3 separate regions of the Homo sapiens genome follow, and all the other regions are linked to region 3. Evidence: chromatin loops called from intact Hi-C (ENCODE). Cell type or tissue: PC-3. All regions are shown on one strand. Links, peaks and the distances in the headings refer to the core of each region. The heading gives the core; the rest is flanking DNA. Region 1 overlaps ASTN1 (astrotactin 1). Region 2 holds the start of LINC01645 (long intergenic non-protein coding RNA 1645). Region 3 overlaps BRINP2 (BMP/retinoic acid inducible neural specific 2).

The links. Peaks named below come from ENCODE experiments on the same cell type or tissue, not always from the same donor. Only the 100,000 strongest peaks of a DNase experiment are listed, where the experiment ranks them.
Region 1: it touches region 3 in a loop (9-fold over the local background); 9 of 110 quality-filtered maps call a loop at or near these places.
Region 2: a loop joins it to region 3, with 5 times the contacts of the local background. A loop is called at or near these places in 3 of 110 quality-filtered maps.

Annotation. Positions count from the first base shown.
Region 1 is chr1:176,944,018-176,954,902 of GRCh38, reverse strand. ASTN1 (astrotactin 1) reads left to right here. Exons shown (of 23, transcript NM_004319.3): 12 at 5,552-5,718; 13 at 8,783-8,977; 14 at 10,885. Among named protein-coding and RNA genes, the nearest start is that of MIR488, 80 kb to the left of the region's middle. In PC-3, for the core only: CTCF peaks have their summits at 5,521 and 5,723; no DNase peak of the experiment used is centred there.
Region 2 is chr1:177,349,693-177,360,577 of GRCh38, reverse strand. It overlaps LINC01645 (long intergenic non-protein coding RNA 1645), which reads right to left and starts at 8,992. Exons shown (of 4, transcript NR_126001.1): 1 at 8,928-8,992; 2 at 3,513-3,731. In PC-3, for the core only: a CTCF peak has its summit at 4,785 (motif pointing right); a DNase peak (open chromatin) is centred at 4,797.
Region 3 is chr1:177,176,248-177,187,132 of GRCh38, reverse strand. All of the region lies in intron 1 of BRINP2 (BMP/retinoic acid inducible neural specific 2), which reads right to left. Among named protein-coding and RNA genes, the nearest start is that of BRINP2, 11 kb to the right of the region's middle. RefSeq lists an enhancer at 5,036-5,597. In PC-3, for the core only: a CTCF peak has its summit at 5,258 (motif pointing right); a DNase peak (open chromatin) is centred at 5,232; H3K4me3 peaks cover 643 bases.

The sequences.
Region 1 (10,885 bases), core at 1,215-9,214, 230 kb after region 3:
TGCTACACAGTTAATTGCCCTATTGTTCATATAGTCTCTGAGGACAGGAAACAAATATCTGTGAAAGGCACAGACCTGTACAAACCACAGTCACACCATTCCAAGCCAGACGGCCCTCCAGTAGCCACGGATTGCTGAAATTTCATGAGGGTTCCAAGCATCATGGTCAGCTACCCACTGCTGATGACCAGCTCTTAATCATTGTTCTTAGTGTGCAAGGTAAGAGCTGTGTTCCTTACTGGTGATATACAAGAGCAGCAGTTTTCTGGTCTATTGAGTGAGCCCTATAGGGTCTTTCAAGAGTACTTATAATCTTAGTGCCTCTGTAACAAACTACCACAGATGTAGTGGCTATAAGTTACACATATTTATTGACTTACAACTCTATAGATGAGAATTCAACATGGTTCCCACTGGGCTAAAATCAAAATGCCACCAGGACTGCAATTCTTTCTGGAGGCTCTAGGGGGAATCCATTCCCTTGCCTTTTGCAGATTCTAGAGTCCACCCAGATTTCTTGGCACATGACTCTTCCCCATATTTAAAGCCAGCAACAGTGCATTTTTCTGACCATTTTTCTGTAGCACATCCCCCTCTCTCTCCAATTCTGCCTCCTCTTTCTGCTTTCAAGGACTCTTGTGATTACATTGAGCCCACCTAGATAATCCAGGATAATGTCTCCATTTCAAGATCCTTAATTTAATCACATCTGCAAAGTCGCTTTTGCCATGTGAGGTGATATCTTCACAGGTTTCTAGGATTATGCCAGGGACATCATTGGAGGGAGCAGCCATGGGAGATGGCAGTGGGGATTGGAGCAGGCTTGGCTGGCAGGACTTCAGCCTCCCTGCTCTGAGCTTTAGCCAGGATATCTTCACCCTTATCAAGTCTATCTATTGAGGTTTCATATAAAATTTTGTTTGAATCTTTGAAAATGATTTCTAATGCAATGAAAAAGAGGAAAACCCATGCTCTAATGCTCCTTCTTTAACTTCACACTCATTCTGAAAGTGGCCAAAAAATGCCTTAGCTTTGTAAGACGTAAGAATGTACACAGGTGAGCAGCCTGTGCCATGGAAGGGGAGAAATCGGGTGCCCACTTTCTCATGTATTGAACACACGACCTTCCTTGCCAGAGCATTATGCTCTAATGAGCTTTGAATTACCCAGTGACCCTGCCGCCCTTCCCTCCACATGCTATCTACAATGGTTTCCCATGAAATGTGTCATTTCACCTCTACTGGAGCACAGATGTGCGGAGACCATCACAGATTACCATCTCTCTCTCTGTAGGACAGTAAGCAGAAGAGTGTGCCTCAGAGGCTTCCAGAGAAATGGAGGCAGGAAGCTATCACTGCTGAAATATAAATTTGACTCCATCAAACTTTTCCCCTTGGGAGAAGTCCTGCATGGCTTGAGCCTGCATGTCAGAGCCCATCAAAAAGTTTGGGAATCATTATTTGTAAAAGAAGTGAGGTTGCCATTTAGTAAAAGAGAACCCATTTCTAATAGGAATTATAGTTGCATGTCTTATGAATCATCTAAGGTAAGGTGAGGCAGGATCAGCTGCAAGAATCTATCCCTTTTCTCCCAGAGGCCCTGAATATGTTCATGTATTTATCTCTCATACTCATCTCCCAACAGAGCACCCACTTCATAATCTGGAACGGAAGTATGCATCTTAGTGAGTCTTCCTGAGATTTGACCAGCCTCCTAAGTAATTAATCAACTAAAAATCACTGGTAGGAAAAGAGGGGAAAGATGACAAAGAAAAGGAGTTGAATGGGAAAAATCATTTTAATCTCATTAGCCAATTATGCCTTATACCACTAATAAGTCAAGAAGCCATGAGCATCTCACGAAAGGTGATTAACCTTGTGTATTTTAGGGGTCACTGAAATATGAGCTCATTTGCTCAACCTTTTTGTTAGGGGAGGGCTGTTGCCATAATAAATGGAGTTTTCTTCTTAAGCCTGTAGTTTATAAAGTCCCTAGGAATGCTAAATATAACCTATGCAAAGAAGGGTTAATATATGACCTTGGGGGTCTCTCCTGATCAAACAGTTCTCTTTCAAGGAATAAGTGGAGGCATTGTCCAGAGCCAGGAGAAAAGAATATCCAGCCCTTGCAAACAGAAAATGCATGCTTCTCCTGGAGGCAGGATTTCTTTCTGAGAACAGGACTCTGGCAACAAACACTTCTAGGATGAAGGGCATGGTTTGGAGACTCTGGTTTCTTTGTACTTAGCTATAGATTTTGAGGGAACCCAGAATGTGGATGCAACAGCAGAAAGAAGATTCAGGCAAAAAACAAAACAAATTTATACCTTAGGAAACTCCTTAAAGAATGTGTGTTCGGGTTCCCAAAGGTTAAGAAGAAAATTATTTTGGGTTTTAGCCTTTTTTTTTTCTGGAAATCTTTCTAAAATGTTTTACTCTGAACTGCAGCCTAAGCAAGTTCCAGTGCAGTAGGGATAATTGCATCTTTTTCAGTGATTGAGGATCTTGACTCGCCATCAAGGTCGTCACTCTGGACACTTTATAATGTTTTGTCCTAAAATATTTACACTCAGTATTTTGGTACTTCATGTGTGTGTATGCATGCATGTGCGTGTGTGTGTGTGTGTGTTTGTGTGTTTGAAAAGAGAGAGAGAAAAAAAAGAAAGAAAGAAAATACTAGGCTGAATCTACAAATCCATAATTGACCCCAGAACACACTCTGGGAATTCCTTAAAGCAATCACCAAATCTACAGGATTGCTTTGCTTTGTTGACACATTGACTTTGTTTCTTTAGGGATTCTCATGAATCCAGATTTTATCATACTAGAGAAGCAGCATGGCGGAGTAGATGGAAAACACACATGCTTTCAGGACAGACAATCTAGGCCCGAAGTCTGATCATGCCATTTTCCACCACTGGGACCCTAGACAAGTTACCTCATCTTTCTGAGTCTAATTTTCCTCATCTTTAAATTGTAGAAGATGAAATGTACCTGTGTTATTGGGTTGAAGATAACATATGTAGACCATTCTACACAAAGAATTGCTTAATTTCTGATAGCTATTAATACTATTTTTGGCTTTATTGATAAGTAAAAAAATAAAAAACCTGGACAAGACAGCTAACTGTCTTTTCTGCAAGTTGCCTAAGAGAGTATGAATTTCAGCTGGTCCAATTTGGGATAGCAGTGGTCATCTAGACGTTAAAGCCAGGCAAGATGTGGTTTTGGAATTCTGAAACAAAGCCTGCTCATGTTTCATTCAACAAAGTCTTTGTCAAAAATCATGCTTGAAGGAGAACTCTGAAAAAAGCGGGTGGTTGGAAAGATGGAAACTACTGGCTAGTGACTGAGGTAGCTAGGTGGTACAAGGGCTGAAACCATATGAGGTGGGAATAAAAGAAGGACTGACTTTATCTGCTTAATGGCTTCTAGCAAGCTGTCTAGAAGGAGGGAAAAATAAACCAAACTCATGGCAACCAGTGCAGCCCATTCAATTCCAATCAAACTTCCATGTCTTCCAGGTTTCTATCCTGCATCCATGCCTGGGCAGCCGCACAGTGCTGAAGCCAGCTCCCTTCTGGTGGCACATCTGGCCTAACAGCTGGGTGGCCAAGGAATATGATTAGTGGGAGGCTAGCAAAACATGGGGGGCAATCCTCAGCTGCCTCATTTGCTTGTTTACCATCATCTGGAACAGCTGGGTTTGCACAGCACGAGGCAGCCCTTGGAAACTTCTTTAAATGCTGTCACCTTCCAGCACTCCAGCTGCCTTCATGGGGAGAAAGGGAGATGGACCAGGCTGGGAGCCTGGCAGGCCCACAGGGGGCCATTTGTTTGGGAAGTTACAGAATTAGTGTTAGCAAACAGTGCATATCCTGCCTGGTGATGATCTTCAACTAAGAAAGAGGAGGAAGGAGAGGTGAGTTTTCAGAGGCACACCTGCAGCAGCTGTGGGCTACTAAGACAAGGTGCTTGGCAGCAAAGAGAAAGTGCAAACCAGGCAGTAGGGAGGGAGGGGAGATGTTTAACACTGTGTTTCATTGAGTTTAGAAAGTTTTGCTTTAGTTTGGTGTTGGTTTTGGAGGAGTGTGTTAACTTGTTGGCGATATGTATACAGCATAGTCATTAAAAGCCCCAGCATTGGAGTCAGATCTGGACAGACCCCCAGTTCTGCCCGACTCCTGCTGCTTGACCTTGTGCAAGTTATTTACCTGCTTCCAGCCTATTAGAAAGGATTAGCTCTAATGCAAATGTACAGAATCTGTTGCACAAGCAGAAGGTGCAGGATGGGGAAAAAAAGTCATTGACTTTGAAACAGAGCCCAGTGCAGTGAGAAGAGTTTGTGAATTAACTGGCAATGTTAATGGTGTCCTTACCTCTAAATAGGGATAATATAGGGTATTGTGAGATAAAATACCTAAAGTACTTAAGCATAGTGCCAAGCTCCTCATAAGTGTTCAGTAAACGGTGACTACTGTGTAAACGGTTAAGTGTGGTGTGTGCTAATGATGAAGCAGCTAAGTTACGGACTCCACAGCCAACCTACAAAGGGTTCAAGCATGGTTCTGCCAGGAGCAGCTGTGTGACTTTAAGAAAGTGAAACTCTCTGTGCCTCAGTTGCCTCATATGCAAAATGGGGATGATCATACTGCTTACCTCCTGGGGGTGTTGTGAGGATCACATGAGTTAGTGAGCACCTTAGACCACGGCCTGGCATATAATAGGTGATGGGTAAGTGCTGTAATTGCTCACCAAGTCCTTTTGTCTTCTCCTGGGAAAAGACATCCCTTCTTAGATATTCTCTTTGCTATAATTCTTGGGGAGTATATTACTGAGGACAAGGTAGTGCTGAAAAGCTAAATATTTTGCATTAAAAGCATCCAGCCAAATCCAAGTGCAGCACCTGTGGGTGACCATATAGTAGGTACCCTTGTGTCTTAGGTGTCTTCCAAAGAGCATCCCTGACACAGGGAGGTGATGACACAGCTACTCCCACTATGAGAGCAACCCCCCTCTAAGCTTACAGGGAATGTTCACTTCCTCCTTCAGGCTGGAAGCCCTGGCTCAGTCCATTCCCCCCAACACTGCTATTTGGTACCATTGTTGACAAAGGGCTTTAGACACTTAAAAAACTCATAGTACCACCAAGGCCAAAGAGCAGCACTTCCTTCCTGTAGCCCAGTGGAATCTTTGCAAATGCATTTTCATTCTGGCCCATCACTTCCACTCTCCTGCCAGCCAGAGGCCCATTTGGGAGGCCAGTACACCTCGGCTGTGTCTTGCTACAGTGCTCTCTTCCAGCCTTTTTGGAGGAAGTGTCTTTAATGCAAATGTGTGTGATCAGTGTCTAGAGAGAAGAAGAAAGACGTCAAAAAAGGTCACTTGTTTTTAAAAGAAGTCTGCTGTGGTAGGAAATTCATGGATTACTTGCGAATGTTAATAGTTTCAAGGCTGAGTGCTACAAATTGGTGTCAGTGGTTACACTCAGTTCCCAGAGAACTCAGTTCCCCGATTCACCCACGTATGTGGATGTTTTCTGATTGTGCCAGTGCCCATCTGGACTCAGTCCCATGAAGGACAGCTCTGGCTGCTATGACCGCCACATCGGGGTGGACTGTTCCGACGGCTTCAACGGCGGCTGTGAGCAGCTGTGCCTCCAGCAGATGGCGCCCTTCCCGGACGACCCCACCTTGTATAACATCCTCATGTTCTGTGGGTGAGTTGAGCTGCCAGCGAGGCCACCTGGCGTCCATCTGTCCCAGGACGCAGGACTTTCAATGCTAAATCCAGGAAATGTGAGTGAATAGGTCACCCTAGGCCATCCCTTAGTCTCTGAGGAAAGAGCCTCTAGGACTTGGGGGGGAACATTTTTAAAGTCGAGGGGGAACATTTTAAAGTTGTGTGGGACCTAAGTCTAGTCCAGCCCCTATAGATGGGGAAACTGAGTCTGGGGAATTTACCTGCAAGGGGAAGTTAACTACATGGTTTACTTAAATCATTCTCCAATTAAACCAGCATTTTCCAAGTTGTGTTTTGAAAGGCTATGTTAATTAAGTGTTTTGTGACAAAAGGTTTTTATTGTTTAAAACTCGGGAAAGAGTGTGCAAAACTAGTCAATTCTCAAAAAAGGGGGGTGGTCTTTGGACAAATGGAAACTTTTCTAAATTCTGCCCCCAAAGTCCCAGCACTGTGTGCAGCCACTCCTCCTGAGGCACAGTGATTCCTCCGTGTGAAGAGCCCTTTCTTGCAGGCAGGCTCTCCCACCCACCTCAGTTCATCTCTTCTCAGGATCACTCTGTGAGGGAGCAGGGCAAGCAATGCAAACCCATTTTACAGATGGAAAAACTAATGCACAGTGAGGTTAAGTGACTCCCTCAAAGCTGGGAAGATGGTGAGTGAGAAGATTACGACTGGATTCAGGCCCTCCCTGATTTTTCAAAAGTTCTGTGGTTCTCTGGAAATTTAAATTTATACTGCTGACTGGAATTATATTTAAAGACATTTTATGCTATATTTATAAAGTAAACAAAGATTCAGCTATTCTTCTACAGCCATAGTTAGCTTGTCTATCCTTCCCCCACTCTCCATTCTCCCCCCTCTCCCTCCCCTCCCCTCTCTCTTCCGACCTGCTAAGGACAGAACTTACTTTATGCCACAAACTGTGCCGACCACTGAGCTGCAAAGATAAATAACATATAGTTCTTGCCCTCAAGGATCTCACAGTCTGATAGGCTTGCAATGATAATCAATGTTTATAGTCATAAAACTAGGCTGGATTGTTGCCCAAAGCCAGTGCCTGCTGAATAATCATGTAATGTTATTTTATTGTGTTTCATTTTATTTCTTTGTAATTGAACCATTTTCACATTCAGTTTCTTGTAAACTCTCATACCATAAATGGAAGCTTGCTCTATATCTTAATATTCTCTGTAATGTTATCATTAGGGTTGACCCATTTCAATTAATAGAGGTCAATTCAGCCAAAGTTATATAAATGTATTTATTTAATAAACATATATTTGAGCACCTACTTTGCACAGAGAACCCTGGGTGTCAGGTGTTGGAAAAAGAACAGGATACCCGACCTGATCTTTCCCCTCAAAGGAGTTTACAGTGGGACACATGGTCAGGAGAATGAGGAAGATGAGGCAGTGTGAAAGGGGAAGCTGTCCAGATGTTCAAGGTGGACTGAGAGGGAACCAGCCAGCTTCAGAATTCTTCCTAGAAACACTGTGCTATTGCTCAAGGAAGGAACCACTTCACTATCTTGTCCCAGACCTAAGCTGGTGTCATGGAATCCTCTGGGAATCTTGAGTCACATCTATTTCCTGGACTAATGTAGTAGGACCTGGACTGGATTTCTTTCCTGTTTCAATAAGAATCAGACACACGTGTGTTTAGCACTATCTAAGGTACTATATATAGCGTGCCGAAGAAGTCCTTGATTTGAGATTCTTATATAAAGACCAAATCACATACATTTATAATTAAAGAGCTCTAATCACACCTGTTCACACAAATATATAAATGGTAAATGGAAAAAGCAGTTAAAGGTGCATGAACATGGGCCTCATTTGCACCTCTACTTCTACAAATAGTAATATTTAATGAACACTAGCTATGTGTTAGGCACTGCATAAGCTCATTACATGCAGTCTCTCAATCTTCTCAACAACCCAGTGAAGCAGCTACTTTTTTCCCATTTCTACAGTTTTGGAAACTGAAGCTCAGAGAGGTTAATCAGCTGGCCCAAGGTTTCCATGTAAAGGACAAAGTCACTGCTATTACAATATTGCTTCTCGCTATATTATTCCTTGTTCCTCTACATAAGACAGAGTTCTTTATCTTATTATAACAGTGACTGTGGATAGGAATAAATGATGTGCTTTAATATCATGAGCATCTTTAAATTCTAAATTTGGTTTATGCCCAATGAGAGACCCAGATTAAATCAATATTCTTTTTTAATGACAGCCTTATGAGAAAAGTTCTTACTTTAGCTAAAAAATGTAAATTCTTCTCACTATAACTACAAATAAGGTCCAATTAATGACTTATGAGTTGCTGACCCATATTTACTAACATTGATGTTGCTTTTCCATCCTAATGAGGAGGATGCCAAGGAAGCAGTTGTTGGTTAATGGTGCACATGGCATTCACACTGTGTGCCCTAGGGTCTATTTAGTTCAGGAAGGCTACTCCTAATGGAGGAGGAGTTTTTATGGGTTGATATTGTGTTTGGATACATTCAAACAGTACAGTGCCAGGAGATGATAAATCTTTCTAATTTCTTAGTTGACTTATCACAGGACCAGATTAGAAAGTTATTAATTTCTTAAGCATGGTGTCATTCCTTTTGCTGCCTTATTACCCTTCAAACAAATGCAGGGTCTGACCATGTAGATGGTTCTTAAGAAAAGCTCTAGAATATCTTGGATTTAAATGTGCTAACTCATTTGCAAGCTTATCTTCAGTGATTCTTACCCTGACCTATTTGGGTAACTGTACAGTTATTAGAGGAGAGGCTACTCTAAAGTTCTGACAGCACTTCTCTGCACAGCAAAGGTGAGAGATTTAGTCTGATCACATGATGAAAGGAGCCTCAGTTTACAGGCTTAAAAAAACAATGAGTCAAAATCAAATTGGAATATAACTTGGAAATCTAATCTTTGGTGATCCAACATGCTGTCAAAGGCATTTCCTCCCAATATACGGGGTTGACTTGCCTGCATGGGTCATTGATGGAATAACTTCTTATATTGAGCTCTCCTCTGTGCTAGGTGCATCGAGGACTACAAGCTTGGTGTGGATGGACGCTCTTGCCAACTCATCACGGAGACCTGTCCAGAGGGAAGTGACTGTGGGGAAAGCAGGGAGCTTCCCATGAACCAGACCCTCTTTGGGGAGATGTTCTTTGGTTACAACAACCATTCCAAGGAAGTGGCTGCCGGACAGGTGCTGAAAGGAACATTCAGGTAAACCTCATATACATAGAACTGATTGTTCAAGACTGTTGGTGGACTTTCTCTAAAGAGTTTGCACTAGCATAAAGCTTTATATGTTGGAGCAGGGTAAATATGATATGTCTAAAGGGATAGACTACATTCTTACCCTTGGTCTTCTCCAAGTCTACATTCCTTCTTCCAGAATCCAAGAACCATGCTTAGTTTGGATTAACAGTAAAGTGTTAAATGAGATTTTACTTTGCCCAGGCAGGGACTGGAAGATTTTGCATGGAAGCCCACACGAAAATGCTCAAGCTCCATTTCCCTATGAATGGAAGCATCAGTGTGTGAGTCAGTCTAGAACAGCAGTCTTCACAGTGTCATCCAAGGATACCTAAGGGTCCCAGGAACCCTCTTAGGGCATATCCAAGGTCCTGCCTTTTCCAACTACAGAAAAGCTGAATTTTCTTCCCAAACAAGATATTACCATAAATTGAATTCAGATATGAGAATCCAGCTATCTTCAATTGTTAGATATTTTTTAAATTTGCAAAAAATATAAAATATTACTTCTCTCATGTTTTATAAAATATGTTAATATTGAATGAATTCATTGTTTTTACGTGAATTAATAAATTTTTAAAATTTCTATTTTAACTTCTAATATTGTACATATTGATAGACATAATTGGGCCTTTTTATATAAATATAATAAAGCTACTTGGGGCCTTCAATTATTTTTAAGAGTGTAAAGGAGTCCTGAGAATAAAATGTTTCAAACCATTGATTTAGAATATTTCTAGGTGGTTCTCCATTCAATGCCTGTCCCTGTTCTGCCTTGGACTATTTAAATACATCTTCTTAGAACCCATGGGAAAATATTTTCTGGGAGATGATGATGAGGAAGAGGAGGAAGAGGAGGAGGATGTCAGTATTATGATATGGACCAGCAGTTGACAGCAACCTGGGCCTAGACCCTCATGAGCAAACTGATAGTCAATTTTCAAGACAGTTTTTGGAATCAGCTGCTTTTTCTGTTGTAGACAGGAGACATTACTAACATTTCCCCTTTTAGCCTGGGAATTGGTTTGCCAAAGGCAAGAAGTGAGGTGTCATCACTAATCTAGTGGTGGCTGAAGTCTTCACTGTAGTCTAGAAATGAGACTGCCTCTGCCTAGATCTTGTCGAGAGGAGGTCAGGAAGTAGGGACTGAGTTGGGAAAGAGGAAAGCATAGTCTTTACCCTTTTGGTAGATCTTTTCAGCTGGTTTATTTCCCATTTCCGCAGCCCTCACCCCACCAATCATACCCATTACGTCTTACTCCGACATGTATTTACAGTGGGGTTCAGGTGAGGGGAACTTCTTGGTTCAGAAAGAATTTTACATTGGGAGGCCATTTACTGTGGCTCACGCCTATAATCTCAGCACTTTGGGAGGCCAAGGTGGTGGGTGGTTCGCTTGAGCTCAGGAGTTTGAGACCAGTCTTGGCAACATGGTGAAACCCCATCTCTACAAAAAATACAAAAAATTAGCCAGGTGTGGTGGCACATGCCTGTAGTTTCAGTTACCTGGGAGGCTGAGGTGGGAGGATCACCTGAGCCCAGGAGGTCAAGGCTGTAGTGAGCTATGATTGTGCCACTGCACTCCAACCTGGGTGACAGAGTGAGACAATGTCCCAACAAAAATAATAATTTTACATTGTGGGTTGAAATTAGCCGGGCGTGGTGGCACATGCCTGTAATCCCAGCACTCAGGAGGCTGAGGCAGGAGAATTGCTTGAACCCTGGAGGCAGAGGTTGCGGTGAGCTGAGATCCTGCCATTGCACTCCAGCCTGGGCAACAAGAGTGAAACTCCGTCTCAAAAAAAAAAAAAAATGCTCAGTAAGGAGTCAGGTTCACCTGAACACTCAGAAATGAAGGTCTACCCTCTTTCTAGG
Region 2 (10,885 bases), core at 853-8,852, 170 kb before region 3:
CAGAGAGGACCATTCAAGTGCAGATGGCACAATTACTGACTGCCAACCTGACTCTCCCTTCTGCAGGATTGCTGCCCCTTTGCCAACCCCACTGTGGTTTGAGGAAGCTGACATATATTATTGATTCTTTGGTGCAGTATTAGGAAAGGGAGATATTCCAAGCCACATCTTTACATCCAGAACAATGCATGAGGTTGAGATACTGCCTGATTATTAAAAAAAAATTGAAGCTCGCCTTATATTTGCTCCTCAAATTGATAATTGGGTTCTGATTTTATTTTTACCTCTTCACTTAGTTTCTTGTAATATTCACCCACCTACCCCAATGGCTTCTTCTTTTCCTAAATGCAATTTCATGATGAAAATTTGAAAATAATGTGAGAGCAGTTGTTTGTCAGGGAAGGCAGTTGCCTCTGCCTCTTTCTTCTTAGAGATATGTTAATAAAACACTATTGAATGTTTTTGTTTTAAATACCCAGAGAGAAAGATGCATATGTAAGGAAATTGATATGTCAGATATGTAATATACAATTATTATACTATGTTTTTAATCAAATGTATATAGTTTAAATTTATATACATTGTATACATAAGGCATATTATATTTAAATATACAATACAGTATGAGGAAAACCCAACAATATATTTTAGAAAATTGAATGCTCACTTTAAAAAAGCCTATCATTTTTGTACCTATGGAATACTTCAGAAAGTTAATTTTCTCTACAAACTGTAGTAATTGTAACAAGAATATCCTAATATGACTCAGATGCTCACGAACAACTTCCATATATTGAAAATTGGTTCTTAAACAGGATTTTAGGCTGTCATTTTCATAAGTGAGATTATATTTTGTGCACATAGTTCTGTTTTTAATAAATTTTAAATATGAAATTAATATAAAAACTCCATTGAAATTTTTTAAGGGCAAAGGTGCTACTTCTCTTCTTCTGATTGCTTCACTCCATAAAATCTTCTGAACACTTCATCTAGGCATTGCGTCTTCCAGCAGCCATATTACTGTTACTCTGTTAATGTATTTTATGAAGACAACAATACTAAGTATATGGATTTGCTATAGGCTGGAAGTTGCCATCTAGGAACAACTAACTGAACGGCAAGTCATATCTTGTTTCTGAAAACATCGTAAATGCTGTTAAAGCATTATTTCTGAGTTTGTCTGTGAGGGTGTTTCTGGAGGAGACTGGCATTTGAGTCAATGAACTGAGTAAGAAAGATCCACCCTTACCCAACCTGGCAGGCACCGTCCAATTAGCTGAGGGCCCAGATAGAACAGAAAGGCAGAGGAGAGATGAATTATCTCTTTCTCTTCTGGAACTAAGACACCCTTCTTCTCCTATCTTTGGACATCAGAACTCCAGGTTCTATGGCCTTTGGACTCTGCAATTTATATGAGTGGTGCCCCCAGTTCTCATGCATTCAGCTTTGGACTGAGAGTTACACTGTCTTCTCATCTGGTTCTCAGGCCTTCGGACTTGGACTGAGCCATCCTACTGGCTTCCCTGGGTCGCCAGCTTGCAGATGGTCTGTGTGAGACTTCTCAGCCTCCATAATCTTGTACGTTATTTCCCCTAATAACTAACTAACTTCCTTCCTTGTTTCTCCCCTTCATTTCCTCCTTTCTTATCTTTCCCTTCCTCCTTCCCTTACCTCCTTCTTCCCTTCCTTCTTTTTTCCTTTCTTATCTTCTCTTCCCTTCCTTCCTTTCTTCCTTCCTTCCTCCTTTTCCCCCTTTCTCTCTTCCCTCCTTCCCACCTTCCTCATTTATCTTTCTCTCCCTCCCTCCCCCACTCTCTTTCTTTCTCTCTCTTTCTCTTTCTTTCCTTTTCTTTCTATTGATTTTTTTTCACTGGAGAACCTTGACTAATACAGAGCCCTTGGAATAATTTTATTTTCTTCCTGACTCCCAGATTGCCCTTTCTCAGCATGATATTTTACTTCTACCCACATGAAATTAGATGTTGCCCTCAAGAGTCTGTCTATGTCTCCTTCTTTTCTTTTTCCTTATGTTCTTCCTAGTAATCTTAAGCTCACTCAAGGCTATTTACTATTATCTTATGTAGAGCTTTATCCTTCTCAATCTTCAGGGCCAAACTTTCTCTAAATTCATTTTTTTTTTTTTATTTCCATGATGGGCATCTTCATGCATACCAAACTAAGCATATCAGTTTTTCCAGAAAAGTTTGCCACTGTTCAATGTTCTTTATTCAGGTTACTATCAGAAGATTTTCCTAGACATTTAGATTTAAAACTTGTGAGTCATCCTTGACTTTTTCCCCCTCAGCCTGGCACATCTAATCATTCGGTGGTCTCTCAGCTAACTCTCTGTTTTCTTTCACTCCCTTCTTATCCACCCAACTAAACATTCATTCTCTTCTCATCTAGGTTATTAAAATGGTCTCCTAACCATCCTCTCTGCCTTCATTCCCACCAACATAGACTACACACTTAAATTGCAAAATACCCATTTCTGATCATATCTGTCATTGACTAAGGTTGTTAAGGACACACATAATCTAGCAACTAAGGATCACAATGCTCAGGTTATATTTGAAGCCTCTCCTACTTACCTTTCCAATATCAAATCAAATATCCACTTTTATTTACCCTTTACCCCATTAAGCAGACTCATTTGCTGCTTTCCCTAGACATGTAGAATTTTTCTGTCTCTTTTTTGATTAGAAAGCCCTTTTTCTGCACAATGAAACATGACCTCTCCTTTAGGATCCAATCAGAAGTCAGCCGCCTTCACACAGCCTCCCCTTGTGTTGTGCTTTTTTGTCATTTCTCTTATTCCCTCCCCAACCTCATGTATTACTGAAGAGTAATTCTCTCTCTTCTGAATTTACACTTAATTTTTTAATTAACCAACTTCTCTGTGTTTTTCCGTTTATAATCCCATGGCATTTTACCCATAGCTCTTAGGGCAATTATGCACTTTGCATTGATTCTGGAGATGTTCCTCCATAAATATCTGGTGGATGAATGAATGCAGCCTTTATAGATTTTTTTTCCTCTAACAAGTCTGATTTCACAGACTCTAAGTCAATTGAAAAAATATTATACGTGAAGTGAATTTATGTATGCTTGCAACAAGTTATTTTAAAGGATAATTTGAAAGGGTGCTTATTTCTGGTGTGGGATTGCAATTCTTAATATAACTATAAAAAGAAAAAAATAAGCTAGTGATGGGATGGTTTTGTGATATTCTCTTACAGAATATTTTAGTCAAAATTTTGTATAATAAGGCAGAGAGTGAGCTCAGCACAATTCATAGCAACAGCATCAATAATTTAATAAGCACTATTCACTGAGAACCAAATATGTGCCAGAAACTGTTCCATATAATATGTACATATTATTTCTATTTTTACATTTTACAGATTTGCAAATTGAGGCTTAAAGGGATTAACTTTAATTCTCTAACTACTCAAGCTTAACATTTAAAATCCATACTTAAGTCTTATTTTTCTGGATCAGAATCTACTCACCATATTACTCCAGGAACTTCCCTTTTCCCTTGTAAATTCTGTTCCATTTTTGGCCAAACCATGGTTTGCCTCTGCTGCATTAGTTTGAAGTCATTTTTTTTCCAGACATTGTGGCGGTAGTTCCCAGATGTCCGAAAAGATGAAGTTATCAGTGCACGAGCAGCCAGGGCTTTTCTTTATGTTGATTCACCTTAGGACACAGCCCAACAATGCCTGCAACTGAAAGTCATGTGCATTAGCACAGCTCTGCCTCAACCATGAGCCCAGGACACAGAGCTGTGCACCAAGCATGATTCTTTCTGTTAATATTAATTGGCATAATTTAGCTTAACATATTAAATCTTAGAAGTGTAGTAATCGTCAAACAAAAATGTCTACAGTGACCTATTAGAACGGAAACTTCCACCATAAGAGCCACTCTTCGGAGCTTTGCAAGTTCACTGTTATATAAGCTTACTTGAGGGAGTTCCCTATGGGTAATGTAGTGAGAATAAAGAACTTGGGGTTCAAATCGTGACTCTACTGCTTAGGAGCTATGTGGCTTCTAGGTGTCTGTTTCCCTGTTTCTGTAATAGGTGGGCAGAGGGGTAAGGAAGGAGATAACATCTATTTTTTAAAATGGTATGAGGACTGTAGGAAACATATGGACCTGGTACAGATGAAATGTCCCCAAAATGGTAGTTATTACTGTTATTACTCTCACAGGAAATTCCTATCCCTTAGCAGAAGAAAGCATTCTGTATTAGTTTCCTGTGGCTTCTGTAACAAATTATAATAAACCAGGTGGCTTAAAACAACAGTTAGCTCTTGCAAAGTTTTGGGGGCCAGAAGTCTGAAATCAACCTGTTGGCAGGATTGTGCCTCCTCTGGAGGCCCTGAGGGGAAATCTATTATTTTCCTCTTCCACCTTCTGGTGGCTGCTGACTTGCTTGACTTATGCCCACATCACTGCAATCTCTGCATCCAGGGGCACATTACCTCCTCCTCTTCTGTCTGTGCTCTTCCTCTTATAAGGACACCACTCACTTAGGACCTGCTCATTTAACTCAGAATGACGTCCTCATCTCGACATCTTTAACTTAATTACCTCGGCAAAGACTCTTTTTCCAAATAAACTAGCATTCACAGGTTCTGGGATTAGGATGTGAACATGTTTGTGGGAATGTGAACAACTCAACTCACTACAGGTCCTGAAGGATTAAGTTTTTTGTTGACTTTTTGGGGGCAGGTGTACATGTGTGGTACACAGGATGCTGAGTGGAATAATGCAGTGATGTTATTGACGACCAGGGGGCAGCATACGAGGCCAAAACAGATTCTGAGAGTGGGGAGTAAGGCTGAGGAAACCAGAGAAACAAGCTGAAACAATAGGAGATGCAGGAGGCCTGGGTTTGGGGAGACCTAGGCTCTAGATGTGGTCTTTGCCCCAATTCACAGTGCAACAGAGGGCAAGACATCTCTATGGGCCTGTTTCCCCATATACAAAATGAGAAAGATTGGAGTGGAGCAGGGATTTTAAATTGACTGCTTGCAGGCTGAATGCAACGTGCCTGTGTATATCAATTGTAACATCTAAAAATCTGAATATTTTTAAGTTGGCAGACATCATATAAAAATTAGTATAGCTTCTCTCAAAAATCATATGTAACAGGCACTGGACACGCAGTCTCCAATGCTGATGATGCGTTGTAGGAGGGTGACCCTACCCTTCAGCTTGGCACAGACCCCCTTGTGTACTACCTAGCCCACCACACCCCATTGTCTTCTGACATTGTGGTTGACTGCCAGTCCCTTTTGTCATCCCCTCACACTGCAGATTCCCTGATGGTCAAGACATATTTTTCTGTATCCAGGTTTCTATCAATAGTGAGATCCAGGTGGATGATTTTTCCTATACCTAGTTGGGTTCACTCAACTTACATAACCTGCATGAGGCCTCTAGAGTTTTGCCTTTGTGATCCCAAGTCAGAAGACTGAGACCACTGGTCCTCTCTGGGATGCCAATGACCTCAGTGCCAGAAGGGAAGGTCGGGGAGCCGGGGTGGTGCTAGAGACTAGCTTGATCTATGTCTGCAAATAACTCTCCGTGTGCCCACCCAGGTATGTGAATCCACCAGCTGTGTGAATCTACCTGTCTTAGGACTACTTCACAATTCATAGGACAATGTTCTGGCAACTCTTATTGCTCCTTTCCCCAATTTTCTCCATTCTCAGACTTCTTTCCCTCATCTCTCTGTACACATCCGTGGGACTCCTGCTACAGGATCTTTTACCCTTCAGTTCCTGCCATTGAGTCCCCATCCTGTGGTTTGTTTTCATTTTTTTGGTAGCAGTTCCTCCTTCATCCTAGACTTTCCTGCTCTCTCCTACATGATTCATGACTTAGTTCTGCAGAGCATTTTTAGAGCCTTGTTTGCAACGGAAGAGAACTAGGGAAACTAAGCAGCATATTGTCTTCAATCTGGTCCCTCTCATAAGGGATCTAAGCTAATTCTTACGATTGTAATCCTGCAGTAATGGACCATCTGAGAAGACAGTCTCTCTCTCAGTGGGAGCCTCCTATGACTTAGGAAAGAGTCATGTGCCCAGGTGTTGCCAGGGCTGAGCTTGCCTGCCCACTCTTCACAGAAGCTGCCCTGATCTCAAGGTCTCCTTGTTACTTGTGCTTACTCAGAGTCCCTGTCTGACACAGAAGAGTGATGCCATCTCGTCTCCCCACCTTCCCAACAATTTTTAAACCTCTGGGTGCTGCTACCAGCTTGCCTGGAAGGTGGGGTTCTAATAATGACAATTAGCTAAATATGCAAAGAAAAGAGAAGGGCAAGGTCTCTCCCAAGCAGGAGCCGCCCTGCTTTTATTTTTATTTCTCTCTGTGTGTGTGTGTGTGTGTGTGTGTGTGTGTGTGTGTGTGTGTTTCTAAACTTCCCAACAGCTACTAAGCTAAGAAAGTTTTAAATATATACAAAAACTACAGAAAGGCTTTCTCTCCTTTGAATCTTTAGCTCTGTGTAGTTCAAGTCAACAAACAGCTAGTGGTGTCTCCTTGGTGCCTTGGCTATGCTTGTGTTCAGTTTTGAAGCAACAAAATGTGGAGATAATGCTAGCTTTATAGTAAGGGTACACATGATCAGCAGGGAAACAAGCACAACTCGAAAAGGCAGAGCAGAAGGAACAGTTTGGTACGTACAGAGGAAGGTGGATTGAGAGGCAGGAAAGGATGATTGAGGCAAAAAATGATATTATTCCTGGTTCATTTTGGAGATGATGACAATCCCAAGGCTTCTGCAGACTCCAAGGACAGGAAATACTTCTTAAAGACTCACGTGGTTCCCTCAACAGTGTGTGCGCATTTCAAATTGCGTCCTATTATACCTCCCATTTTTCTCCATTCTGCGTATGAATGGATGGTGCCACTGTTAACCCAGTTGCTCAAGCTGGAGGTGCAGATTCCTCCTAATCCCCACTGGCTTCTTCTCTCCTTTGCCTTTTTTAATCACCGGATCAGTCGCTTCTGCTTTCTCAGTGTTGACTCCATGCCCACTTCTCCCCCTCCCCTGCCCTTCTAGGTCTATTGCAGGGCTTTCCTAACTCATTTCAGCCTCTAGTCTCTTCCTGTCCCATTTCTCCTTTATTCTACCACAACTCCCAATTTGATCATGTTACTAATAGGCTTGAAATATTAAAAACAAATCTTCCAAGGCTCCTATGAAACAAAATTCCCAATCCCTAGCTGACATTCAGCCCTGATATTTTGGTGTCTTCTCTTCTCCCCTTTGATCTATACACAAAACGTCCTGCACACTAGATTGTGCAGCTCCTTGCTGATGCTATACTGTTTCCACATCAGCGCCCTCACACCCCCGTGCCCTTTCCCAGACTTCCCCTTACTTCACTCTTGCACCTGCAAGCTCTGTTTGTGCCAGGAAAGTTCAAGTTGTCCTGAAAGTACCGGCTTACTGTGACATCTTTCCTAGGTTGCTGTCTCCTTGGCTCAATGCAAAGCACACCCCTCCCCTTCCCACATCACTCTCCGAAGACCTCATAGACCTCTGCTGGCTCTTTATCACCTGTACTCCCATCATTTGCATGCAGTTCTGATCCTACCACCAACAAGGGAATTGAAGAAAGGGCCCAGATCTCATTTATTTTCTTCTCTCTAGCCCTTAGCAGAATGTCTAGAGCATATTAGATTTTCATTAAATACACTCATTCACTGAACAAATATTTCTAAATCATCTATTCTGTATCAGGCAGTATTTAAGGCCCTAGAGATGTAGCAGTGAAACACCATGGGGGACAATTATCTGCCCTCATGGAGCATACACGGTGGTATGGGAGCCAGGGAGTAAACCAGATAAATAGTAAAAACATACTGTGTTACCCAGTGATGAGTGCCAAGGAGAAAACCCAAGCCCACCTAGAGGAGGGATGTGAAGAAATACGTGCTGAGTAAATGAGCTGTTCCTTCTCCTGGGGAATTTTATAAAATTTCAGGACAAGGGAATGGAGGGATACACTTGGGATGAATAAATTTGAGAGAAGCATGAGATCTAGATAGTACTCATTAATGTTTGAAAAATCTGGTATTGACCCTCCAGTGAGAGAGATTCAGAAGAACCTATGGTCTGTGAGCAATAGAATGAGCAAATGTTTATCTAAAATAAATGATTTTGCAAACTGCCTGCAATATCAAAATCTTGCAGCTTCTACCTGAATATTAGCATCTAGATCTGTGCATTTCTTTCCCTTGACGGGACTGAAGGCTTTTTTTTTTTTCCTGTGTTGCTCTCTCACATGAACACCTGGGTGCTCCTCATTGCAGATGCCTTGCCCTGCCTCCTGCCCTCCCCAGTAATCTGTGGTAAAGGTGGAAAGGTAATTCAGGCAACCTGGCCACTGTCACGATTCCTCCTAGCACCACACACACACACACACACTCTGTCACACACACAACACTCACACCCACACAATGCACACACACTTATTCACTCACACTACGCTCACACAATACACAAACTCACACAGCACTCACAATACTCATTTACTCAAACACACACACAACACTCACACATATTCATTCACACAACACACACATAGCACATACACAATTCACACACATTCACACACAACACTCACACTCACATAGCACACACAATGCACACTTATTCACTCACATAACACTCACATTCACTCACAGCACACACACAACACTCTCATTCACACAACACCCACACACACACTCACACACCACTCATGTACACACTTTCACACACACCCTTATACACACAACACTCACACTTCCTTACACACTCTCCTACATGCATGCTCACTTGTTCACACACATACACACACAGACACACCCTTTCACAAACACACTAAAATCCCAGCAGCAGAGGCTCCACTCTCCTTTCTTACTTGTCATTAGCCCGTGAAGAGGTTCGCTTAGGCTGCCACAGCACAGAGTCCCAGCTGCGCCGTTTCTCCCCACAGGCACTTTGGAATGTGGTAACTTAAGGCCTGTTGCTGGGTCACAGGTCAGTTTTAAGGAAGTAACCTCCGAGCTGTTTCTGCTTACTTTGCTGTCCAAGAACTCTAGGTTTCCTCATTCCAGTGTCTGTGGGGGTGACTGCTAGGGGCTGAATTGTGTTTCCCCTGCCTGCCTCAAAAAAAAAAAAAAAAAAAAAGTCACACACTGAAGTCCTAACCCTCTACCACAGAATGTTACTGTATTCGGAGACACAGTCTGTAAAGAGGTGATTAAGGCAAAATGAAGTCATATGGAAGAGCCCCAGTCCAATATGGCTGGGTCCTTATAAAAAGAGGAGTTTAAGATATAAACAACACACAGACAGAGGGCCGACCTATGAGGACGCGGGAAGAGGGCAGCCCTCTGCAAGCCAAGGAGAGACCTTACCAGACACCAACCCTTCTGGCACCTTGATCTTGGACTTCCAGCCTTCAGAATGGTGAGAAGATAAATTTCTGTTGTTTCCCTACTTTGTTAGTGAGCCTAATACAGCTGACTAACACAGTGACATTGTCCTTTCTCATCTGTGGCCACCTGCCCTTAGTGCACTGACCTCCTCTTTCACAGTGGATGTGAGAGGCAGGCTGGATGCAGCCTCCTTCCCAGGAAAACAAATCTCACATTATAGAACTCCCACGACTTGTGATGTGTGAGGCAGCTCTCCAGCGCAACCCCATGAAGGCTTTGGAGCAAGCCTCTGTTCTCTGACACAGGTGTGGCTCTATTCTCCTTGAGTGGAACACCCATTTCCAGATACCCCTTCATGTCCTCACCCTGCCCAGCAGGGAGGAAGCAGCCCTCCAGGAAGGCAAGAACTTCTTTGATCTGACCAAGTGGCCCTGCCTGGTATTTTCCAAAGAAACTCGCTTCATTAGACATGTTATTGACCAGTCAAGGAAGAAATTAAATTACTCCAAATCAGAAACTGAATTAATTAAAACAATTATTACTCTCACCTGCAGGACCAAAATGGGGTTGTTAAGATTGTGTTTTCCCCGCCTCTAAGAGAAAAATCTTCTTTGCTTTCCATTTTGAGACTCAATAAGTAGAAAAATAGCAGCACACTTCTGAAAAGGGCTAGAAAATGAAAAAAGAATGATAATTCATTATTCAGTAATCAACTCCGATTGCAAAAGCAGCAGATTCTGCTGAGAACATAGGGCTGTGGAGAAAGACAAACCCAGACCCTGCCCAGCTCGCACCCTCTGGGGCAAATCCTCTCCACAGAGACCTTATTAAGAGGAGAAAGTTGGGGAACCAGCATGGGGTACCACAATTTGCAGCCTCTCTACCTTTGTACAGCACATTAACATGCAGAGTCATTGTTTTATGGGCCTTGCACCCCTCCTCTCCAAACCCCACTCTCAGATTAAGATGTATTGTATAATCATCTGCCTTAAGGTTCCAGAACGCATCCCTCTCCACTGGGGCCTCTGAATAGAGAAGCAGATAAAGTCTCTGCAAGAGAACAAACCTGTGGAGCAGCTTCTATTTGTCAGTCAGTCCTTGCTCTGTGCTTTCATGGTAGGCAGAATTCTAAGATGGTCTGCAAGATTCCCACCTCCTGGGGCACACACACCTTCTCCCAATTATCCAGGCAAATACTAATCTAGGTGCTGCCATGAAGGAATTTTGCAAATGTAATCACCTGCCAAATCAGTTGACTTTAAGGAGAATATCCTGGCTGAGCCTGACCTAATCAGGTGAGCCCTTAAATGAGACTGGGTTCTTCCTGAAGTGTGAGAGGGATTTGACCCCAGAGACATTCTCCATTGCTGGCTTTGGAGATGGAAGATCCATTGGATGAGAGATATGGGTGACTTCTAGGGGCTGATAGCAGCCCCCA
Region 3 (10,885 bases), core at 1,725-9,724:
CTTGATAGGTTTTGAAATGGTTCTTTCTAAAACTCCGTCACTGGAGAGCCAGACCTCATTTGTCCCTCCTGTCACTTCCCCTCCTCATACCTTTTCTAAGTGGTTGAGAGGAAAAATTGGCAGTTTGGGTCAGACAGATCTGACTTAGGTTTGGACTTTGCCTCTCCCACTTGTGTAACCTCAGGCCAAGAACTAACTTGCCTAAATTGCCATTAAAAGGCGCATATTGTTTAGTTCACATTTGTGGAGTGTCTAAAATGATGCCTGGAATGTGTTGGCTCTTTGAGAAATGCCTGCTTAGTGTGATGTGATACTTCTTAAGCATTTGTTAATGAACAAGATGCAAAGTTCCCAGTGGGATACGCCTACAACTAGCATTATTCATATTTTTACAAAGGAGAAAATTAAAGTAACCAGGAATCCTGGTTGTATTATAAGGCCCAGTGACCCAAATCCCACATGCATTTTGGAAGAGATCCAGGATCTGGAAGCCAAGAGTTTTCTTCCTCAATTCCCTCTCACTTCCCAGGGTCCTAACTTTGACCTCCATTACCTCTACATAAGTATCTTTGAAGGCACAGACAAGGAGCGATCTCACCCTCAGGACCTAAGAGCACAAGAGACCAAACACTGCTCCTGTGGCAAACATTGGAATAAACCATATGTATATATATGGCTTACAACGTTTTAGGTTGGTGCAAAAGTAATTGCAGTTTTTGCCGTTACTTTCAGTAGCAAAAAATTGCAATTACTTTTGCACTAACCTAACAGTTATCATTAGTCTATCCTCCTTTTTTTCTTTTTTGTATTATGATTAGGAAACTCAGGGCCATAGAAGTGAAGCAACTTGCCAGAGGCCAAAATTGGAATTGGAATTGTGTCATCCATAGAGCTTGCCCCTTCAGGGATACCTCCCATGCCCAGGAGCAATGAGAGGGTTGAGAGTGGGGTGGACTGACAAGGGCCAGCCTACTGTATTCCATATCAAGTTGTCAGCGGGATGGCCAGATCTTCAACCCAATTTAGGATTTGGTAGGCACAGGATTCTGCACTTAATTGCTATCCATGAATCATCCTTGTCAGGTTGTTTTGCTAAGCATATTTTGTGTTTAAGTACAGCAAAATCTTTCAGAGGTTCAGGCAGTCATTATAATAAATTATCTGATGAATAAAGGGCAATGATCACAGGCCTTCATGTATAAAGGAGTATCCTGCGGCATTGGGACAGCATAGCTCCTGAACAGGTTATGTCTGATGGGAGCTCATTCCTCACTGGCAGTAATTTCCAGAACACTGCTACTAGAGGAGAGGCTGTCTGATAGAGCTGTGAACAGGGTAGGCTCTCAAGGCACACTGCTTGGGTTCAAATTCCACTGTGTCACTTCCTACCTTTGTAATCTCTAGGGAATTATGAGCCTTTCAGTGTCTCAGTTTCCTCTTCAGTAAAATGGGAATAATACAAGTGTCTGACTTATAGGATTGTTCTGAGAATTAAATGAGTTAATACATATTAAAAACATAGACTAGTGCCTGATAAATATTAAATGCTCAATAAAGAATGATTACGTTTGTTTATAAATACTTCTCCAGGCTGTAAGATATCCCACATGGTTAGTGATTTTCCCCTAACTCCGCATGCACTTTGTTCATTCTCTCCTTTGGAAATTTAATAGGGATAATATGGCTGGGCTGCAATATCACCCTCCTCCTGTAGGTGGTTCCTTCTCCCTTACGGCAGTACTTTCCATAGAAAATTTATTTAAACACATATTTAATAGGTGTTTGGTAATAAGATCAAAAAAAGTTTCAAGGTCAAGATATATTGGAAATACTTGGCTAAACAAAGATAAAACATGTTTCTTTATTGTAGACCTTTCCAGACCGGTCTAATGTGATAAGTGCATTGTGAACCTCCGAGTGCCTATGAGGGGATGGGTGGAAAGGAGGGCACGTTCTCCAACTTTTCTAATCGCAGAACCTTTTTTTTTTTCCAACATGACAACCATTAACCACTTAGGCGACGTTAATATTCTACCAAACCGAGTATGGGTAACATTTCATTTGGATTGCCTTAAAATGGTATTTCTCAAAATGCGGTCTGTATATCATCTGCTTGTTAAAATTCAGTTTTCTGAATCTCATGCAAGACCTACAGAATCAGATTCTCTGGAGGAGGGGCTGGGGATTCTGCATTTTAATAAGCTCCCCAGGTGCACATTGCATTTTGAGAACCACTGCCTTAAAGGAAACACATCCCTAATTTTGTAACATATACATTTGAAATCCTGAACACTAAATATTCTTAATAGGAAAGATTCTTGTTAACTTTCTAGTAACCCATATTTTAATGGAAATGGGTGTGGTGGGGTAGACGATGAGGTATTGGGGTTTTTGTTATTTTATTTTTAACTGCATAAACATAAAAGTCTTCCCTGTGCTCAGTATTGAGCCAGGGATCTGGGGAAAAAAATGATTAAAAAAAAAAAAGACTCAGGCTCTACCTTCAAAATGTTTATAGTTTATAATTAAAAAGGGAAGTAGACATACTACTTGGCCTCTTCGCATCATTGTAGGACCTTGGCTGCAGTCATCTTAGAAGTCAAGTTCACATGAGAGATAGATGGCACATTCTAGGAATTAAAGTAGGGAGAGAAAGAATTTATCTTCTAGATGGCTCAGTCATGAATGAGCCACCAAGATATCAGTTTTGTTTGTTTGTTTGTTGCTATCCTGAGAGTTGGGGTGGGGTTGGGGAGAACCATGTAGTAGAGGACTGCATACACAAAAAGTTAGATGAAACAAAGGATGAGGGTGAAAAGTAAGGGGAGGGGAGACCTAATAACTGGATGAATTATGGGGAAAAAACCCTGCTGACTCTGTTCAGTTTAAGGTGAGAAATGACAGGATTAGAATGTCAAATTGCTGAGTCCTACAAACCTAACCATAAACCTCCTCTAAGCTGTTCAGCTTTTTTTCTCTGCAGTCACTAATTAAATCTTGCCTTGAAAGAAATAAAGTAAAATAAAAGCCAAATGCTTTTATGAGTCAAGTAGATTGCATACCATCGGCCTATAAGGAGCTGGGTATCTGGTCGATGTGTATGGGGAACTGAAAGTGGAAGGAAATCAAGATAATAGAGCACTTATCTCTCTCTTTAAAAAAGTTTTCATAATTATTTCTCATTGAATGTCCCATCTTTGTAGCATCTTACTTTCATATGCAGTCTCTTTTCCCTATCTAGCAGTAATGGAAAACATGTGGGATTCCCTTTTCAGTGTGATTTATGCAGAACTGTAAACCAGAGGAACCCAAAGCACATTATAAACAGTATTTGAAGTTCAAAAATCATTCATGTCTCCAACAGGAAGAATGACCAGGGTAAGTTTAATATGATGGTTCACCACGTCAGTATCCTTTGCACCATCCACACCTTTTATCCAGAAAATATCTTCATAAACTGTTTACTTTCTTGAATATAAGCTTGCTACATTGGTACATTCCCAAGTCTCTTCTCACTGATTTAATGAAAACACAGTGTCTGTGTCCTAAGCTTAGTATCTTTATGATCAAATATCTGACTCCATTACCTGAGGCCATGATGAGTCCATTTTTCCTGTCACTCTCCTCTCCTACGTGGGGCAGATCTGCCCATCAAATAAGAATTTAAGCAACTAAAGCCCTAACAAAGATATTGCTGGCCCTGTGTTCTTCTGTTGTTTGCCTGAGCAAAATCCATCATTACTCTATATGCATATGGCATGTGTCAACTGTTTTAAAATTAGCCAATTTTCCTAAGCATAAAAATGGATTTTTGTCATATCACATGAACCATATATCACAAAAACAAACCAGTTTTTGTTGTGGCTTTTTTTTTTCTTTCCAAAATACATGAAGTCTTTTTAAGTCACTGCCAAATCCATTTTGCTCACTGCATTTGTGAGATACATCTAAAGAAACGAAGCAGAAAAAGAAAAAAAAAAAAAAAAAAAAAAAAAGCTCACACACTGCCATCACCTGGAAAGAAATCTAGTTCATTACCAAACCAACCATGCCTAGGAGGCTGGATTGCTTCATCCTGCTTTTAAATAATAAATAAATACAGCATTTGCATGCTGCCCTGCACTGAGAGTTTGAGACAGGGCAAAAAAAGAAAAAAAAGAAAAGAAAAAAAAAGAAAAACAACAACAACAACAACAAAACCCCTAAGTTTAAGAAAAAGAACTGTCATTTATGGAGCATTCTACATATCAGACTTGATGAGTACTAATTCTGCATTATTTCATTTCATACTCTAACCCTGTGAGTTGTACCACATCCATTTCACAGATGTGCATCCTGAGGCTAATGTAGTAAAGTAACTTGGCAAGATCAAATACATGGTACGTAGCAGAGCCTGCCAAAGACTTGAACCCAAGTTCACCATGCCTGAGCCTCTTCTCTCAATGACCATGTCGTCACATACGAGAGCAAAAAAAAACCATCGAAACTTCTAAAGACATGATATTGCGGCACCAGGTTTCTTTTCTTCATTAAGCCTGTACTGGTGCGTTCTTTAAGGGTTGTAGCTCAGAGCAGCCCTCTTTGGGAAATTCTGCTTGAGCCTTTGCATAAAGCCTCCAAACATTGCTAAGCTCAGGAGTGATGCAGCGTATGTAAAGAATCAGCAGCTGTCTGTATGGTTCGTTTTGAAGGGCCTACAATTCCTCTCAACAAGGAAAAGCACCATGTCTCACTTGGGTTAAAATCTGTGAATTTCTCTTTTGAAATGTTCTAGTGTTAATTGGGAGGGCAGCACATTAAATCATTATTAGTCATTAATACCTTAACACAAATTAGTTGATCAGGTTACTGAGAGGTGTGAAGGGCCCTGAGGGAAGGATATTATCTTGATGGAGGTGGTGGGGAGTTGCCAAAGAGGGCAGTCTCTGGATTGCTGCAGGGGCTGAGTGAGGCTGAGTGAGGGAGCTAAGGGAGGATGGGAGGGGTGGGGCAGGGAGGATGGGAGGGGTGGGGCAGGGAGGGAGGGACGGCACCAGGACTAATCAGCTTAGTTCCAGACAGGATTGCTTCTGCAAATGCAACTGTCCCTCCCCATTCCTTCTCCGCACACGCGCACGCACACATGGCTCCCCTGCTGTCCCTTTCGAGCTTGCCGGAGTGTACTTACAGATAAGGGTTTTAGGAAAGGTACCGGCCACTCCTCGGCAACCTCCGGGGCAAGAATCCCGCCTGCGCCTCTGCGGCCGGGGGCTTGTAACACAGCTTTTCGCCTCTAGGGGTCTCTAGTGACCCGAGGCTTCCGGAGGAGGCTGCCCTTGCTCCGCGGTCCCTCGCGGCTCAAATCCGAAAGGTCGGAGATTTCAGAAAGAAGAGGCGTGTGCAGGGCGCCTCCCAAGACCCCGCCAGCCGCCGGCACACCCGTCAGCCACCTGCCCCTGCTCCTGCCTAACGACGTATTGATGATAAATGGCTGAACACCGAGTGAGGGGGTGGCAGACATTAGCTGCCCCCACAGTCCTCACTGCGTGCTTAGTTATTTCTATGTCTCAAGGGGATTTCAAGGACCTCCCTCTGCATCCCCACCTCACACTCTTCCAGTAAACCCAGTCCCCCGGCCTGCCAGACTACAGCCTAGCAGGAGTCTCCGCGCTCTCAGCCCGGCAGCCTCGTGGTGGGGATGGGGCATGAACCGGAGTGAGGGACAGGCAGGCCCCAGTCACCAGCTACCCGCTGCCGCTGGGCCTGATGTTCTGCCCTCCCTGAGCTGGGGCTCCCCGCGAGGGAGGACCGCTGCCTTCGTTCTGGGAGACCTGGGTACCCTAATGAAAACAGAAGAAAAAAAATCACAACTGAGGAGTATTGGGAAAAAGCACGAAACTTTGAGCAAGGCACTTGTTCCTCCCAGTCCACTGTTGAAGAGGCTGCAGGAGTTAATGGCAAAATTCTGGCTTTCTAATTCATCCTGCAACACTTGTTTGAATCCCAACTCCACTATTCACTAGATGTGAGATCTTGGGTAATTGACTTAACCTCTCTGTACCCATTTTATTTTTTCATCTTCAAAACGAGAATAATAGTATCTACTTCATAGAGAGTTGTTAGACTTGAAAGAGATCTTACAGTGCATACTCTCAGCATCTAGTATAGTGCCTGGCACACAGCAGGCGCTCATTCATAGACATTGAACTCCTTGCATTTTCAATTACTGAGAACGAGGGAGAACAACAATGATTGGTCCTAGTCTCACAGAACTTCGCAGATGTGTCTGGGTGAGTGAAAGTCTTATATTTTAAAATCAATTTTAATATATCACCTGTGATTTTAAATGAATCACAAGTTTTGCTTTTTAAAGAACTTCTGCAGTGGTCTTCAATGTGTTTTGAATACTTTTAGGTTCCAAGGAGTTGCCCTAGGGAACACTTGTGGGTGAGGAAAGAGAAGAAACAGGTGGCGGAGCTCCAGACCCCCTAGGCCTGCTCCAACGAGAGAGCTCCCCTTTTATCTGCTTTATATATTGGGGTTTTAGGTAAGGGTTTATTGATGAAAGTCTTCCACTGCTTTTTTGAGAGATGAAAACCACTGTGAATATGTCCTTGTATAATTCAGGGAAACCTTTTCCTCCAGGCTTAAGGATGCTCAACTCTGCTATTTGTCAATCATTGTCTTTAATCTTTACAATTTTTGTGCAACATAAGGTGTAATATCCATTTTACTAGGTGGGGGTACTGAGGCTGATACAAGCCACACATAGCAGAGGTCACACAGTGGGTAAGTGACTATGACCAGATTGATGCCCAGGTTTGTCTTACCCAAAAGTCACCCACCCCATTGAACCTCAGAGCCACCCAGGGTGGAAGGCAGAGGGCATGGTGCAGGGGCAAGAGCCCAGAGTCTGAATGTTGGTTGCTCCTCTATGCTTTGCCTTCCTCAGTTTCCATATGCAAAACAGGAATGACACTTACTTCATAAGGTTGTAATAAAAATTAAATGAGATAATATAAGTAAAAATGAACCTAGTACAATTTTTATCATAAAATAGGCATTGGGAGTATATTAAATATGTATGAACTTGTCCCACCCATTTCATCTGCTCGCCAAATCATTTCTTTAACCTTTTATTATAAGAGATATTCATTCAGAAGGTATAGATGCATGCATGTGTATATACGGGGTGTGCGTGTGTGTGAATACATACGTACATATGTGTGTATAGATGTGTGTGTATATACATAAAATTGTAGAGCAAACTTGCCCTCGGGTCAAGAAACAGAACACTGCCAGCATCTCAGAATCAACCCCCTCTGCATACCCCTCCTTGATCAAATTCCCATTTCTCCCTCCAGTCCAATTCACTTCTCATCTTGTTAAAAAATAATTTTCTTTTCCCCTTTTACTCATGCCTCTGGGTTGTCCCCAGCCCTTTTGCTATGCCTCTGTCTGTCACTTTGCTAAGGTTCTGAGTGACACGTTGTTCACAGGAGAGAAGTGAAATAAAGTGGTTCAGCAAAACAGGTGTGTGTGTGTGAGAGAAAGAGTGTGTGTGTGAGAGAAAGAGTGTGTGTGTGCCATGCTTCCTACCCTTGTAGGATGCAGCATACTGGACACCTTCTGAGATATGTCTTAACCCAAAAGAACAGGAGGGACAAATAGATTGATAGGGGATAGGTTTGGGAACATTTGGGCTATTTGCTGTACCCCAAGGCCACCCAGGCTTGAGTGTGGTACCTCCAGCAGTGACAAGTGAACATCACAGCAGCTAGTGTCTTGGTTACATAGAAGAAACAATTTTTCTCCTCTTTAGATTCCCAGATCCAACTCTAGAATTTCTACTTTTCTCAATTGACAAATTACACCTCAATTTGAATGTTACTTTCTCTAAGAGACTTTCCCTGACCGATGCCTCAGTCACTCTGTCTGACAATACTCTATTTTATCTTCTTCATTATCAGCACTTGAAATTATTTATTTGTTTATATTGTTATTTTTCTGGATACCATAGTAATAAAGAATGTGGACTCGGGGTCTAAACTTGATTAGAATGCCAGCTCCCCTAGTTACTAGCTGTGTGGTCTTGGGCAAGTTACTTAGCCTCTCTGGGCTTTCAACTCAGCGTCTATAAAATAACAAACCTACTTACCTTATAGGATCAAATGAGTTTATTTGTGTAAAACTTCAGTACAGTGTCTGCCTGACACTTAAGTACTATTAAGGTGTTAGCTATTATCGGCAATGTCCATAATAACCATGATTATCATGATTATAATCATACCTTCTGTCTAGAATGGAAGCAACTTGAGGGCAGACCTTTTATCTGTGTTGCTGTTTGCTGAATCCTCAGTGCCTAGGAATATGACCCAGCACTACACACTCTTAATAATATACTCAATAAGTATTTTCAGAGAAGTATGTCTTCGAGCCTCGATCCCAGCCCTGCTGCTTGGTGCAGGAGATGGCCATATCAACAAGTCAGAATGGTGTGGTGAGTACAGAGCAAAAACAGAATTTGAACAAGATGTGTAGGAGTCTAGAGGGGGAGGCAATTAATTCTGTCCCAGAGTTTCAGAGAAGACTTCATAGAGGGATACTATTTACAGAGTCTTAAAGCTCAGTAACCCTTCAAGAAGCAGAGAATAGGACAGGGGAAGATTCTGCATGAAAACAACTCAAGACCTCTAAGGCTCCAGAGTGCTGAGGGAGCTGCCTGGTGTTTGAAGTGGCTGCTGTGAGAAGCGGGATGTAGGAAAGATGCACAGAGAGGTTATTGGACCAGCTCATGAAGGAGCTCCTGTTTGTTATGCTAAGCAATTGTTATTTTGACAATAGTGGGGAGTCACTGGAGAATTACAGTAAGAGGAAAAGCATGGTCAAATTTACTATTTTGAAAGATCATCCTGGCTGCAGGGAAGAGACTGGACTGGCTAGCCTTCAAGGGAAGAGATACAGAGATCAAGTCCTGGGAAGATGCTGGAGAGAAGGGTGAGAGCCTGGCATCAGACAGTAGCACGAGGGGTGAGGAGGAGAGGATGGCTTTGAGAAATCATTAGGAGGTAGACCCTGTCAAGCCTGGAGGGGCATGTAGGGGCAGTGTGAGAGAAAGCAGAGCCCAGGACAATTTACATTTCTTCATTATTCGTTTGGAAGTCGGGTGGATTTTGGTACCTTTAACCAAAGCAGGAATTTGGGGAAAGGAATAGCTTGGGATGTGAATTGGTGCACACTGATTTTAGTTTTGAATTTTAATCTTGGTGATGTCAAAGTGAAGACCTTTAGTAAGAAAGAGTGTTAACATTTGTTGAGCATCTACAATGTGCCTGAAACTATGTTTGGCACCTTACTTATTTTATCTTATTTAACATTTAGCATAACCCTTTGAGAGATCTAGCATTACTATTTTTTACTTCTATAGATGATAAAACTGAAAATACAAGAGGTAATAATCCCCCTTTTACGTGGTTAACATGTACGAACAGTAAGTAGAGTAGTTTGATTAAGCAAGATTGAATGAAGTAAATAGAAAGAGAAGGATTAGAAAATACAGTAATAAAGGTAATTTGGGGCAGGTTATGAAAAACCTTGAATGGAGTTAATAACCATCCCACAGGGTTGTGAGAATCAAGTGAGAGAAAGCTTGTGAAAACCTTTTGTGAACTATAGAATGATAAGCAAATATGAGTTCAAGTTGTGGCCAAACTTATTGCAGTGAATGACAATAATGACAATGAATGAGTTATAATATTCCAATCTGTAATTTTTAAAAATTCAATTATTGTGTCTTCTCCCCATTCTTCTTCTTGGTAGGTCCACAAATTTTGTTGTTGTTGTTGTTGTTGTTGTTGTTTGTTTGTTTGTTTTTATAAAGAGTCTCGCTCTGTTGCCCAGGCTGGAGTGCAGTGGCGCAATCTTGGCTCACTGCAACCTCCACCTCCTGAGTTCAAGCGATTCTCCTGCCTCAGTCTCCCAAGCAGCTGGAATTACAGACTTGCACCACCACGCCCAGCTAATTATTTCACAAAATAATCTTTAATACATGGCCATGCCTTTCTTTCTCCCCACCACACTATCAACATATTGATAAGAAAACAGAAAGCTCTCACAAGGAATGATCATAATGTGGTAGAGATAAAAAGAAAGGAGGAAATTTGAAAGACAAACATACCCAGCTGATCCCACTATTGTGTCCTCACCCTTTGGAGTAAGACCCTAAAGATTAGTTACTCGGTTATTTCTACTGTCATTCAAAAACTCGAAAATATTAGGATAAAATTACCAAGCCACCCACCGGCTCACTCTTTGTATGTGAGCTGAGAGCTGTAATGCTTCCCAAAGGCTTTGGGTGGGCTTAATTACAGTTAACAAGGTCCCTCTTCAAATAAATATAGGTTGGTGTATGCTATTTGTGCCCTTCTTGAATTGAAATTTTAGAAATACATGCCTTAAGGCTCACTCTGGGCTGCTCCTGACCCCTCCCTCCATGTTCTTTCTCTTTTTATGTCACCAACTCCTCCTATTTCATGCCTCTGCACCTTTTCCCCATTAACCTGTCACTACTTTGCAGGGCCTTTGTTAACACTATCCAAAAATAATAATAATAATAATAATAATAATAATAATAATAATAATGCCAGCCACTTACATAATTTTAACTTTTCTAGTAGCCACATTAAAAAATAAAAAAGAAATGGGTGAAACTAATCTTAATATATTTGATTTAACTCAATGTATTCAGAATATTATCTTTTTAACATGTAATGAAGATTAAAAATATTGATGAGATATTTTACATTGCTTTTCTTTTCAAACCAAGTCTTCAAAACCCAATGCATATTTTACATTTACAGCATACATTTCAAGTGCTCAAGACCCACATGATGCCAATATGCTATCA